4 separate regions of the Homo sapiens genome follow, and regions 2, 3 and 4 are each linked to region 1. Evidence: chromatin contacts called from ENCODE Hi-C or POLR2A ChIA-PET data. All regions are on one chromosome and are shown on one strand. Each heading gives the region's core, a stretch centred on a gene start or an enhancer-like site at or near the end of the contact. The rest is flanking DNA. Distances are from core to core; before and after follow the strand shown. Region 1 holds the start of EGLN1 (egl-9 family hypoxia inducible factor 1). Region 2 holds the start of IRF2BP2 (interferon regulatory factor 2 binding protein 2). Region 3 holds the start of GUK1 (guanylate kinase 1). Region 4 holds the start of ARF1 (ARF GTPase 1).

Evidence for each region. Hi-C counts contacts between places; a loop is a spot of excess contacts on that map. ChIA-PET counts read pairs that join two places held with the same protein, here RNA polymerase II (POLR2A). Pooled maps may share reads with other maps.
Region 2: a map of OCI-LY7 shows a loop between it and region 1 (11-fold over the local background). The contact joins the promoter of IRF2BP2 here to the promoter of EGLN1 in region 1. A Hi-C loop is called at or near these places in 2 of 168 maps with a recorded cell type or tissue (OCI-LY7 and gastrocnemius medialis) and 4 of 50 pooled maps.
Region 3: a loop to region 1 is called in a pooled map, with 8 times the contacts of the local background. The contact joins the promoter of GUK1 here to the promoter of EGLN1 in region 1. A Hi-C loop is called at or near these places in 1 of 168 maps with a recorded cell type or tissue (transverse colon) and 4 of 50 pooled maps. POLR2A ChIA-PET finds 5 or more read pairs at or near these places in 1 of 52 experiments (activated B cell).
Region 4: a loop to region 1 is called in a map of B cell, with 14 times the contacts of the local background. The contact joins the promoter of ARF1 here to the promoter of EGLN1 in region 1. A Hi-C loop is called at or near these places in 1 of 168 maps with a recorded cell type or tissue (B cell), 1 of 37 single-sample maps with no recorded cell type and 5 of 50 pooled maps.

What each region holds. Positions count from the first base shown.
Region 1 is chr1:231,420,936-231,424,154 of GRCh38, forward strand. It overlaps EGLN1 (egl-9 family hypoxia inducible factor 1), which reads right to left and starts at 1,352. Exons shown (of 5, transcript NM_022051.3): 1 at 63-1,352. The coding sequence starts at 953. RefSeq lists an enhancer at 1-177 and silencers at 558-1,737, 1,493-1,817.
Region 2 is chr1:234,608,928-234,612,096 of GRCh38, forward strand. It overlaps IRF2BP2 (interferon regulatory factor 2 binding protein 2), which reads right to left and starts at 1,251. Exons shown (of 2, transcript NM_182972.3): 1 at 1-1,251. The coding sequence starts at 567. RefSeq lists silencers at 66-345, 586-665, 1,046-1,145, 1,206-1,395, 1,876-2,475 and enhancers at 726-1,423, 1,526-1,625.
Region 3 is chr1:228,138,418-228,141,734 of GRCh38, forward strand. It overlaps GUK1 (guanylate kinase 1), which reads left to right and starts at 1,862. Exons shown (of 8, transcript NM_001159390.2): 1 at 1,862-1,946. The coding sequence starts at 1,886. RefSeq lists enhancers at 1,489-1,538, 1,649-1,878 and a silencer at 1,889-2,448.
Region 4 is chr1:228,080,962-228,084,553 of GRCh38, forward strand. It overlaps ARF1 (ARF GTPase 1), which reads left to right and starts at 1,747. Exons shown (of 5, transcript NM_001658.4): 1 at 1,747-1,804. RefSeq lists silencers at 1,044-1,173, 1,184-2,003, 2,034-2,133.

The DNA.
Region 1 (3,219 bases), core at 102-2,601:
CGCAGGCAGGGGCTGCCCGCCGAGAAGGGCCTGTCCAGCACAAACCCGCAGCACACACTTACTTTCGTCCGGCCATTGATTTTGTAGCTGCCCAGCTTCCCGTTACAGTGGCGTATCAGGTCGTCCATGCTGCTCATGAGCAGCCCAATGGTTTCGCAGCCGGGCTCCTTGCCCTCGATCCAGGTGATCTTATCGCCTCGGATGTCCTTGGACGAGTCACTCTTCTGGCTGACCAGCTGCCCGTCCGTGAACTTCCCGGTGTCGTGCAGGGCGCGCACCTCGTCGCCGATCTGCTGTCCGGTCTCCTTGCCGAGGAAGTCGTCCACCACACAGATGCCGTGCTTGTTCATGCACGGCACGATGTACTCGAGCGCCAGCTTCAGCGCCGGCAGGGGCTTCGTCTGCCCGTTGGGCCGCAGGCCGCCGCCGGGGCTCAGCGCATCCCCGGGCGTGTTGCTTGGGGGGTACAGGTTCGCCTTCTCCTGGAACAGCGATGAGCGGGCCGGCGGCTCCTCCTTGCCGGGCTCGGCTTCGGCAGCCACCGCCGAGCCCTGGCCGCCGGCGGCCGCACGACACGGCGACGCGGCCGCCGCTGGGTCGGCCGGGGGCTTGGCCTTTACTTTTCCCTTGGCCGCGTCCCCGGAGGCGTTGTCCCGGCGCGCCGCTGCCTTCCTGGGCTCCCGGGCCCCGGCCCTGGGCGGCGGCACTGCAGCCGGCGGCGCGGGGCCGGAATGCTGGTGTGGGCCCACTCCGTGGCCGAGGGCGCCCTCGCTGCCCTGGCACACGAGCTTGTGCTTCTTCCAGTCCTGACGCTGGTGCTCCTTGCAGCAGTAGAAGGAGCTGCGGCAGCGGCTGCAGCGCAGCAGGTTCTCCATCTTCCCGCACAGCTCGCAGTACTGCCGGTCTCGCTCGCTCGGGCTCGGCCCGCCGGGCCCGCCGCTGTCATTGGCCATGGCGGCGGCGGCGGCGGCGACGGCGACTGCGGCGGCCGAGCAGGAGGGGTAGCGGCCGGACGGCCTCGCCCGAGGCTGGGGAGCGGGGAGAGAGATAGGGGCCGTTACTGCGCCATGCACCCGCTACCCTCGCCTCAGGGAGGCCGGCACCCCACGCCCTCGGCCCGGCCGCTTCCGAGTCCTAAGCTCCGGCGCAGCGCCGGCAGCCGCCTCAGCGCCTCATCGCCGCCGAGGGCTGAGAGAATAGGGCCTGTGCGGCGAATGGCAACCTGGGCTCAGGCGCGCGGGCCTGGGGAGCGCAAGACCGGCCCCCTCGGCCGCCGCCGCCGCCTCAGCGTCCCGGGCGGCCCGGCCCAGGCTGTGGAGGAGCGCAGGGCATACGGGCGCCACTCGCTCTGCGCGCTCTGCACGTACACCACGGCCCCGCGGCGACCCGGGCGGGCGGCGCGCGAGGGCGGAGGGGGCGGAGGGAGGGCCGGGAGGGCCGGGGGGAGGGCCGAGGGGCGGGGGCTGCCTGCGCTCCTCCGCACTCGGCGGGGCCGGGCCTCGGCTTCTGCCTCGGAGGTGGGTCGCCCGCTTTCCCTCCGCCCGGGACCGGACTGGGACGCCGAGAGGCCGGTGCGCTACCTCAGCCCGCAGCGGCCTCCTCGGGGACGCCGAGGCGCAGGCCCGCGAGCGGCGGAAAGGCGTGGGGCAGCGCGGCAGCGCCTACACCTGCTGGAGGAGGGCGCCAGCCGCAAGCGGGTAGCGGAGCGAAGGCGGCGTAATCATGGCTGCTCTTCCTCCAGGCCGGCGCGGGGTGTGCGAGGCTCGCTCCAGTCAAGGTTGCAAGGTGGCTATTGCGATCCTCATTTTGCAGAGGAGGAAACGGAAATTCAGAGAAGTAAAGTAACTTGCCCAAGGTCACGCAAAACTGGGACTGAATCCAGGAATCAGGCTCCCAGATTCCAAGGCTGTTTTTTCCATTACACCATACAGCCTCTATTTCAAGAAGCCCTGAAATGGTTAAGAACAAAATAAGTATTACTATGGTGTTAATCCAATCTCTTGCGCCCCGTTTCGACCTAGTTTAAAGGTAATGAAATTTGAGGGTTTTAAAAAAAATCAAAAACTCATTTTTAAAACCTTTGAAATCCCGCCGAGTTCAAAACCCCATGAAGAAATTTTGGGCTACCAAGTTAAATGTAATCAATGCTCATTCCAATATCCAATTTAAACTGATGGGATTATTCCTGAAAAGTGAATTTTGATGGTAAATGAGCAGTACTACATTAACGACTCTCACATTTATTTTTAATAGAATCTGTGCTGCGCGGATGAATACAATTCTTTGTTTTACAGAGCATAAAAACCTTACCAGAAATAAGCCAAAGATGTTTCTTTCTGCTGCTATTTGTCTTAAGAATTAAAAGGTCTGTGATTTCGAGTTTATCAATCTTTATCGAACACTATGTGGAAAGTGGGGTGCTAGGCTTGTGTATCACTTGAGTATACTGTAACTTCAGTCCTTGAAATATAGCCTTCCAAACTTAAAAAGTTGTAATATGTATTTCAAAAGCAGGATATAAGGAATTATTGTAAACCATATTGTAGAAGTTTAAAAAGAGGCTTGAATCCAAAAATATAAAACCTCTTCATCAAATATACAGAATTTAAAACTGTTATAAAATCCTGCTGCATGCGTAAATGGCATTCTGGGGATCCAATCAAGTGAAAGAGGATGATAATTCCAATTAGCTTGTCCTTTGGGAAACTGAGATAAATATACTCACATCTTCAAATTTCAAACCGAACTAAAAATCCAAGTTTCTGTAAAGAATTTAGACCTAGACCTGTCTTATGTGTATCCTACTTTCCCAGAGCTTTATTAAATACAGTAAAATGTCATTGTTGCAGACATTACTAATTAGGCTGTTCAACAAATGCATTGAGAGTCCTTGACAAACAAATGAATTAGTCATACTACACTCAGAGACACATAGTCCAATGCAGGAGGCAGGTATGTAAACAAGGACAATCCAGAGTTCAGAGTTTCCTAAAAGAGGGATGAATAGGATGGAATGGGAACACAGAAAAAGGAATTGCTAGCTCTGCCATTTGCACTAATAAAATCCAAGCAAATTAATTCAGAAATTCTTAAAATATAAAGGAGCTATCTCATGGCTTACGAAAATAAGCATTTAAAACATTTTTCATACACATAAATTATGTAAAATGTAATTTAAATACAAGTAGAGTCTAATACTTCTTAGGCTTCCTTTTGCTA
Region 2 (3,169 bases), core at 1-2,500, 3.2 Mb after region 1:
CACCAGGGTGGGCGGCACCGCGTGGCCGCGCCGCGGGTTCGGGCTCTGGCGATTCAGCTCGGGCGGCTCCTCTAGCTTGGAGAAGCCGTTGGGCACCAGGATGCCGTTCACGGGCGGCGGCTGCGGCGTCGGCGGCTGGGCCAGGCTCGCTGCCGGGCGGCTGCTGCCGAAGTCAGAGCCGAGGCGCGGGGGCCTCTCGGCCGCGGCCGCCAACGGGTAGCGCTCCAAGGCCTGCGGCGCGCGCGGGGCCGCCTCGGGGCCGCCGTGGCCAAGCTGCTGCTGCTGCTGCAAAAGGATGTCCTTGGCGGAGAGCGGCGGCGGCTTGGCGGCGGCCGAGGCCGCGGCGCCGGGTGGGGAGCGACCCTCCGGGAAGCAGCCGTGCGCCCGCTTGAGCTGCCGCGCCGTCTCGATGACGAACTCGACGCGGTCGGCGCCCTCGTAGTTGACGCAGCCGCGGCAGACGGGTTCGGTGAAGTCCCAGATCATGGCCCAGGGCATGCGGGGCAGGTCACACAGGTAGCACGACTGCCGCCGGGACGCGGCCGCCACCGCCACCGCCGCGGCCATGTCCGAGGAGCCCGCGACGCCGGAGGAGGAGGCGGAGGAGGAGGAGGGGGCGCCGCCGCCGCCCCCCACCGGCACCACGCGCGCCCTCCTCCCCCCCCAACCCCGCGTCTCCCCCACCAGCGGCGGCGGCGGCCGCAAAGGCGGCGGCGGCGGCGGCAAAGCCCGCGAAGGCTCGGCGCCCGCGCAGCGCCCCCGGTGCACGAGGGGCGGCGGGCGCGAGGTGAGGGGCTGCAGCCGCGGCAGCAGTTCCCCCCGGCCGGCCCGGGCACGGGCGGGCGGCGCGGCGCGGCGGGGCGGCGGGCGCGGCGGTGGGGGCTCGGCCGGAGCCGCGGCGGGCCTCCAGACCGGGGCGAAGACGGGCCGCGCGGGCGCGGGGGAGCGCAGCAGGTCGCGGCGGCGGCCGGCACGGAGTGCGGGGCGGGGGGCGGGGAGGCCGGGGGGGCAGGGGGCGGGGGGCGGCCGCCGGGGCAGGCTCAGCCCGAGCGGCGGGGCATGCCGCGCCGGGGTGGCGGCGGCCGGGCGGCGTGGAGCTCGGGCGCGGCGCGGGCCCCGGGTCGCTCCGCCGCTCTCTCACAGCTCCTGGCGTCGCCGCTCTCCAGCGCCAGCGTCAGCGGCCAGCCCGCCTCAGCTCCGCCGCCGCCACCGTCGCTGCTGCTGCTGCCGCCGCGACCGCTCCACTTCTACAGACTTGATTCTTCGACAGTCTCGCACGGCGCCTGCGCGGGCCCCCTCCCCTCGTGCGCGTGCCCGCCCTCCCGCGCGCGCGCTCCCCCTCCCCCCGCGCGCCGAAGGAGCGCTGCCGGGAGAGCCGGCTACGCGGCGCCCGCCCGCCCGCGGGGCAGCGCAGCAGCGCAGCGCCGGTGTTCCCTTCGGAACACCGCGCAAAGTGATCGAGTGCTTTTCCTCCACTTTCCCTCACTTCGCGCCCCACCCGGCTGTCCCGACCACCCTCAGGATGTTTTCCTCTGGTGTGCCTCTGGGCCAAATCGTGCTAAAAATCATTTTTTTTCTTTTATGCAAGGACACTTTGTCACTTGGTTTCCGTCAGTCTCCTGAGAATGGGGAATTTAGGTCTAGCGTGGTTCACAGTTCTGGTTTTTTAGGAGTTATACTTGAAAGCTCAATGTCGGACACATAGCATGAAATCCGTCACTGGTGCTTTGCATTTGTCTTGGAAAGGACATACGCCCCGCCTGTCCCTTTTACTAACTAGGGAGACTGTGAATATTCCCAAGCCCAGCACCACGTGCACACGCCGCCAGCTGGCTCGCGCGTTTTCCACGGAGCCCTCTGGAGGGGAGGGAGCGCGGTTCGGACTAGCCTCTCCCGAACACCAAGTGCCGCTCTTAGCCCCGTCCAGCCCGCCCTGTTCATCGGGGGCCTCGCCGCGCCAGTCGCCCCGGCTGCCTTATGTAGGTATGCGCGGCGGGCGCGTGACGTGGGCGCGGGGCCGTGGGCGGCCGCCGCCGCGAGTGCGCACGCTCCGCGCAGACGTGCCTCGGCGCCGCTGGCACTAGGGCCTCGTGGAACGAATGCACATTCCAGGGATCCGGGGTCTACGGCCAGCGCGGCCGCGTCACAGCGCAGGCTCCACCCCCTTCGGCGAGTCTGGGCGTCGAGGCGCCGCCCCCGGGCCCGAACTTGGACTCGAGGTGGCGGGAGGCGAGGGCGCGAGTGGGGGGGGGGGGGGTCCTGCTCGCCTCCGCGAGGTTCCCGAGGGCCGTGGGGGCGACCGGCTGGCTGGCTGGCCCGCCGTCCCGCAGGGCGGGCCGCCGACGGAGGCGGACTTTTGCCCTATATGCCACCCAGGCCGGGATGAGCCCGGCCTGCAGGTCTGCCACCGTTGGCAGCCTCAGACTCAGCCCAGACTGAATTGAATGTTTGAGTTTCGCACTTTTATCGGGAGGAGGAGCTAGTGTGTGTTATGGTAAATCACTTTGGGCTGGTCGTTAGTCTCCCTAATACACGTAGGCTTAGTCGCTCTTCAATTGGGACTTTTACACTTAAGCTCTTTAAGGGCGGCCTCTGGAGCTGCTTTTGTTGGGAACACAGGCCCACAACTCTCCCTTGAGACTGGAATGAGCTGGTTAAGTGTGGGAAGAACAGGGTACTAATTATATTATCTTTCCTACAACTGGATTGGTAGGTGGAGAGAAAAAAAAAATCATGCTGACGTTTCTCTCTAGTCGTTGCTATTGAAAATACCAGGTTGCTTCAAAGGATTAACCACAAGGAAGAGGAAAAACACCCTTAGAGAAACAGTGGAGGGAGCTGCTTAAAACACATGAAAAAACCTGTTCGAAAATGGCACAGAAAACGTAATGTCAGACCTAAATGTTTTTACAGGCTAACCTTGAATGTCTTTTGGGGATTTCCATAGAAGGTGCGCCTGTTTTAAAGGTCTCTGCATCTGTTCCTGGATCTTGCCCTGCAATTGCAATCCTGCCTCACCCTCTCCAAGCTGGGAGAATGGGGCCTGTCCAGATCCTTCCCGGGAGTAGCTGGTGCCAGCGGGTTTGGTCACTCCCAGGCCCTGCTGTTGCACACCGCTTTCAAGACCTGTCCCTTTGGTCACCCTCCTCAGAGACCCTGTGACACTCAT
Region 3 (3,317 bases), core at 612-3,111, 3.3 Mb before region 1:
CTTTTATTCTATTTTGTAGAATGAAGGCTGCCTCAATTCATGAATCACGAATAAAAGCCAGCGAGACCTATGAATACATATGACATAATTTTGCCTCTGACAGTGAACTTCCCCTTTTTTTGCCTAAAAAGCTTCTCCTTGCCCACCTCCCCCAATGCAGCACCTATGGTATGACATAGCACATGTATTCCAGGTTACAATCCCTTGTCCAACAAACTGTTTTATTATTAGTATTTAAAAAAAATAGAGACAAGGCTTTGCCATGTTGCCCAGGCTGGTCTCCAACTCCGGGGCAAGTGATCCATCCGCCTTGGCCTCCAAAAGTGCTGGGACTGCAGGCATGAGCCATGGTGCCCAGCCCCAACACATTTTTTTGAAGTTGTATTTTTTAAAGTTTTACTTTTTTTCTTGCTCTCCTGCAGTTCACATTCAATACTTTTTTTTTTTTTTTTTGAGACGGAGTCTCATTCTGTCGTCTAGGCTGGAGTGCCGTGGCTTGATCTCGGCTCACTGCAACCTCCACCTCCCAGGTTCAAGTGATCCTCCTGCCTCAGCCACCCCAGTAGCTGGAATTACAGGGGCCCACGACCACACCCAGCTGATTTTGTATTTTTAGTAGAGACAGAGTTTCACCATTTTGGCCAGGCTAGTCCCAAACTCCTGGCCTCAGGTGATCTGCCTGCCTCGGACTCCCAAAGTGCTGGCATTACAGGTGTGAGCCACTGCACCCAGCCTTCAATAAATCTTTTTTAAAAATTTAAAATAATTTTTAGAAATAGAGTCCCGTGGCCAGGTGCAGTGGCTCACGCCTGTAATCCCAGCACTTTGGGAGGCCAAGGTTGGTGGATTACCTGAGGTTAGGAGTTCAAGACCAGCCTGGCCAACATGGTGAAACCCTGTCTCTACTAAAAATACAAAAATTAGCTGGGCGTGGTGGCGGGCGCCTGTAATCCCAGCTACTCGGGAGGCTGAGGCAGGAGAATCGCTTGAACCTAGGAGGCCCAGGTTGCAGTGAGCAGAGATGGCGTCACTGAACTCCAGCCTGGGTGACAAGAGCGAAACTCCGTCTCAAAAAATAAAAAAAGAAAGAAATAGGGTCTCGCTCTGTCACACAGACTGGAGTGCAGTGACACGAACACCGCTCACTGCAGCCTCGACTGCCCAGGCTCAAGCGACCGTCCCACGTCAGCCTCCCGAGTAGCAAGGACTACAGGCACAAAAAAGTTTTTAAATTTTTTGGTACAGAAGGGGTTTCCCTATGATCCCCAGGCTGGTCTCCAATTCCTGGCCTCAAGCGGTCCTCCCGGCTCGGACTCCCAAAGAGCTGGGATCACAGACGTGAACCACGCGCCCGGCCACATTCCCCAATTAATGGTTTTTGGAGAGTGGCCGGTTTGGAACGGGCTAGCGGAGTCGTTCGTTAGTTAGGTCCCTGCAGTGTAGATGGAGGACGGAAACGGCGCTGTGACATAAGCGGGAGGAGGCGGGCTGAGGCAGCGCTGTGACGTAGCAGATGAAAGCCGGGCCCGCGCTGCACTGAGGTACTTCTCTGAGTGACAAGCGGGACAAGTACGCCGTGGGCGGGGCCGGCGGGTCGTGATGTTAGTTCGCGCTGTGTGGAGGCGGGCCGGCGTGGCGCTGTGACGCAGCGGGAGAAGACGGGCTGGGAGGGCGCTGTGCTGAACGCCCCTGCGGTCGCGACAGGCCAGCGCAGGTGGAGGCGGGGCTAGCGAGGCACTGAGGTAAGTACTTCCCTAAGGGGCGGGGAAGAACGAGTGAGACATGGGCGGGGCAGTCGCCTCATGACGTCAGTCTCGCGCGCGGGCGGAGGTGGGCCGGTGCGGCGCTGTCACGTAGGTTCAGTGGGCGGAAGAGGTGGCCCCGGATGCTGCGGCGCCCGCTGGCCGGGCTGGCTGCGGCCGCCCTGGGCCGGGCCCCACCGGACGGTGAGTACGACAAGCGCGATCGCGAGGGTGACTCGGGTCGAGGCGGCAGCGGTCCCTGCGCTTTGCGGTCGCCCAGTCCACGCCGCCTCCGGATCTCCTCCTAGCCGAGACGCCCTGTGCCGCATTCAACTGTGGGCCCTGAGAACGGGGGAGCTCTGGAGGGCGGACGGGCTGGCAACGCAGCGGAGCCCGGGTCCCGGAGGGCGGGGCGCTCCTCAGGAGCTGGGCAGGCCGGCAGTTATCGCAGTGTCGAGCTGCTCCCCGGGCGTATAGGAGCGCTCGGTGTCTTCCCGACACCTGGGCGCGCCGCCAAAGAGAGCAGCTGGGAGTCCCTACCGCTGGCCCGGCGCGGTGTGCGCTCCGGTTCCCACCTCACCCTGCAAGCCTTGGGGTCCTGGGCGGATGGAGCCGGCTATTCCGGGGCTCCCAGGATTCTGCCTACTCCGCGGCACGGCGCAGAGACGGGGACTTGGGGAAACAGCAGGCCTTCCCGACGCATGGGTGTGGCATTTGGGGTTCGGATTCTCCAAAGCCAGAGTCCGGGTTGGGGTTCTTGAAGCTGCCCTGCTGCCATTCTTGAGCGTCGCCTTAGAAGTATGCCCCAGTAAGGACTGGTGTGGGAAGCAGGTGCCTCAAAGTTGATTTTGACCCTGCGTGTGGTGGGCCTCGGTTTCGTCTTTGCATGAAAGAGGTCGGTCCTGAGGCCCCGGGCTGGGTCCTGCTCTGCTGTCTTTGGGCTCATGGCCCCTTCCTGTCTCAGGCTTGCTCTGCTCTTTACCTGGGGTTGCTGTCGAGGACCCTGTGCAAGACTCGGCCGGTTTTTCTTTCTCCCTGATGGACAGACCCAAACATAGCCGCGCAGCATCGTGAAGGGCTGGGGCCTTCACTCCTCTGTGGCTCTGGAAGAGCCCGATTTCCTCAGGAGGTAAAGGAATGTTCCTGTCCCCCCCGGGGAAAGAAAGTGAAAATGAAAGCGCCCTGGCTGCTCCTGGTGTGGTCCCATTTAAAACGAGGTTGCTGAAGGCCAGGATGCGTGCTACCCGGATGTGTGCCCAGAAACCCTGCAGCCAAGAGCAGCCGCCTGGACCACCAGCCTCCCCTTCATCCACCTGGCCCAGCCCAGAGCCCAGGCCCACGTCTGGTGGTTTGTGTCTTACGAGAGGCCAGGCGGGGGCTGAATTCTCTCGGTTCTCAGAAGGTCAAGCCCTCTGTTAGCATCTCCTCGAACAGTGGGCCGGGGGCAAGGTGGTGACTCTGTTCAGTCCTTAGGATGGCTGGAAGCCAGAAGGAGGAGATTATGCCGCCACAGCAGGGAGTGCCTTTCCAGGAAAGCGGCTGCTGGGGCAGCATGGGAGCCCAGTCCAGGGAGCG
Region 4 (3,592 bases), core at 497-2,996, 3.3 Mb before region 1:
GCCATGGCCAACATGGTGAAACCCTGTCTCCACTAAAAATACAAAAATTAGCTGGGCATAGGGGCAGGCGCCTGTAATCCCAGCTACTTGGGAGGCTGAGGCAGGAGAATTGCTTGAACCCGGGAGGCGGAGATTGCAGTGAGCCAAGATTGTGTCACTGCACTCCAGTATGGGCGACAGAGCAAGACTCCATCTCAAAAATAAATAAATAAATAAAAAGTATTTTAAAGGAAGGGGAGGCAGGCTCTGGTTCCCACACAATCCCCGCTCAGTGACCCTGGAGCCACCCCTGGCCACGCTCTGCCAGCAGAGAACCAAAGCCAGGTCCCTTCAGCCCTAAAGAGGCCATAACCACATGTAACCCCCGTGAAATGTCCGCACATGGCCCCGCTCTGGCTGAGCAGGGAGAGGCAGCACAACCAGAAGGTTCCACAGGCATCCACAACCCTCCCTGGGGCTTTCCAAGAGTATCTGAGATGCCTGTAGGGTGGGAGACGTCCTTCCCCTAAACAGACAACCCTGCCACAGCTTCACAGAGGTGAGATTTCGGAAGGGAGCCCCAGGCAGAAAAAGGGACTAAATTTGGGGGCAGGAGGGTCACCGCTTTTGGGGACCTTCGTAGCCCCCGCAGGTGCAGCCCTGGGGGAGAGATCTGCCCATCGCAGCCTCCAGAGGCAGTGAGGACGCCCTGCCCAAGGGGCAAGCAACGTAGGTGATGGGGGCAGCAAAGGGGCGCAGGAGGCCTGGGCCAGGCCCAGTGATCCCACCCCTCAGGCCCTGCCCCCGGGCCTCGGCCTGCACAAATCAGGTTGATTCCCGACCTCCACAATACCCAGGGCACTGTGCTGCAGGGACACTTTCCCACAAGCCCAACCCCTCACAGCAGCACAAGGGAAGAGGCAAGAAGACCTGAGGGTGGTGGGCAGAGCCAGGCCTCCAGCACACGGAACACAGAGGGACTGCAACGGTCCTCTGTTCAGGTGCCTGAGAGCGGGATCTCCTCCGCCTCAACTGGATCTCAGCTTAAAGGCCAGCTCATTAGAGACCACTGTGACCTCCCTTCTGGGCGGCCGTCCCCAACCCTGGGCCCCACCCCCACGGCCCCCGCCTCACCCCGGGGTCCCCAGGCCACCTCCTCCTTTGCTTCATCTGCGGCCAGCTCCCCGGCGTCTGCTCCGGGCCCAGGTATGAGCCCGCGCGTCACTGCGGCCGCCGGGGCGCCGAGGCCAGTGCGGGGACACAGCAAGCCTCCCGCCTTCGGACCTTCCGCCGTGGCCCCGCGAGTGCCACAGGTTTCCACAGGGCCGGGGCACGTGGACCCGCGCAGCCTGGGAGCCAGGAACCCCAACCCCGGCGAGGGGCGCCTCGCACCCCCGTCCTCACGCAGTCCCCGAGGCCTCCCGGTGACTGCCGGGTGTGGGAGGAGGAAGGTGGCAACCAGCCCCGCAGCTCCAGTTGCTGCAGGAGCCCCCCGGGCCTCAGTCTCCAAATACGCCAAACGGGCGGGAGTGAGCCACAGGCTGTCTTCGCGGAAGACTCACAGGCGCAGGCGCAGACGGGTGCGCGCCCCTAGGGTGCGCGCGAGCTAAGACCGCGGCCCGGGGCAGGGTGTCCCCGGCCCCGCCCCCTGCAGCCCTACCGGAGCCAGCGCGCCTGCGTCGCGGGCGCACGGTGGGCGGAGTTCCCGGCGTCTCCGCCCCTTACCCGGCGTGCCCCGCGCCCGGAGGCGCTGACGTGGCCGCCGTCAGAGCCGCCATCTTGTGGGAGCAAAACCAACGCCTGGCTCGGAGCAGCAGCCTCTGAGGTGAGGGCGAGGGGCGCGGGCCGGTGTGGGCCGCAGAGACGTTGGAGCCGGCGGGGGCTGGGGACTGGCCTCGGGGCGACTTGAGGTTCGCGAAGGGCACGTCGACCCCCGCGGCGGCGGCGGCGACAGGGCCGGGCCGGGGGCGGACGCAGACGGGCCGGGCTGAGGCTGGGGCCCGGCCGGAGTCGGGGCTGGGCGGACGGGCGGGTCGGTGAGCTCCTCGCACCCCTCACAGGTTCCCGAAGTCGCTCGCGGCCGCTTGTCCTCCTCTGCCTGTCCCTGCCCCCGCCCGTCGCCCGGAAGTCCGCTTGGACGCCGGGCTCTTCTCCAGGAAACCTGGGCTTCCTGCTTCCCTCGCCTCTGCCTTTCTCGTTTCCCGAGGCCGCCCGCGCGTGGACGGTTGGGATTAGCGGCCGCGGGGGCCGGTGGGGGTCGTGGGGCCTCCCCCACCCGAGTACAGGCGAGCGAGCGGCATCCGGGCGGACCCCCGCCTCGGGGACCGGGAAACTGAGGCTCGGGCGGCCTGAGACGCCGTCAAGGTCATGTAGGTGGTGGGGGCTTGCATCTTCGCCTCCCGACTCCATCCAGTTCGTGTTTGCTGTGAAGACGGTACCGGGTCAGGGGTGGTGAGAGCGGGCGGGCAGGTGGACAGGAACCCCGTGCCCTTCCCTGTCTGCTGAACGGAATGCGTGGACCTCCGGGGGAGCCCAGAGTGCCTCCCTTCACACCAGTGAGACGCAATTTGGGGTCAGCACTCAGGGCACCGGTGGCCTCCAGAGGGCCGGTCGATCTTCGCTTTAACTCCAGGGTGGTTTCCTTGACGTTGTCGGCAGTAGATAAGAAGGCCTCTTCTGAGCTGGTGAATCTTTAACCTACCTGAATCTTTAACCTGCCTGCGGAACGACCTGCTCGCAGACTCTAGGCCGCAGAGGCCGGCCCCAGCGCTCTCTCGGAGCACAGCCTGGGTGGTTACGGCGTGTGAGATTGGGGCTGGACAGCCGTGCGCACCTAGAGTGTTAAATAACCATTCCGACGGCACCTCCTGGCACTCCCTTTCAGTCCAGGCAGCCAGTTGCTGCTTTGCAGGAATTGAGCAGAAATGCACTCGGAATCGCGGGCAGGAAAAGAAGGGAGGTCGGAGGCTTTGGATGGTCCCCGAAGTCGCCGCCTAGTTGAGAGCTGTAGAGTTGGTGCCACTGCCCCTGTTGGAGTGGGCAGTTGTAGTTCTTGTTTCAGAACTAGTGGTCAGCAGTTTTCTTTGCCGGCTGTTGCAAGGCTGGTGGTTCTGGCGTTTTCCGCAGTGTGTTGGGAGGAGTGTGAGATGCCGCGGTGCAGTTGTGTGCGGCCCCTGTGGCCCTCTGCTGTTGCGTTAGCCATTGTCTAACACGTGTGACCGCATGGATGGTGTCCTCATTTAATTTGAATTTTCACCAGCACTGCCTAGGTAGCCAGAACCATAAGGTCCTGAAATGCCGTACTATTAGCTGGGTCCAAAATTGAGAAGAATTGAGTAGTGTAAATGTTAGTCACACATCTCATTGGACACATTGTTAGAGTGTGTTGTCCATGTTTTCACATGTTGGTAGACTGGAGAATAGCTGTCACTTGTCTTCAGGCGTATCTTGTTGAAAATAAATCCAAATCACTGCAGCAGTAGGAATATGCTGTTGCCTGTGAGGCAGATTTTCGGATTTGCTAGTTGAAAAAGATTTGAAACAGTTGGTTTGGACAACAGCTGAGTCACACAATGACTGTGAGTGAAAAGCAAAAACTGGTTCTGTGCCCCTC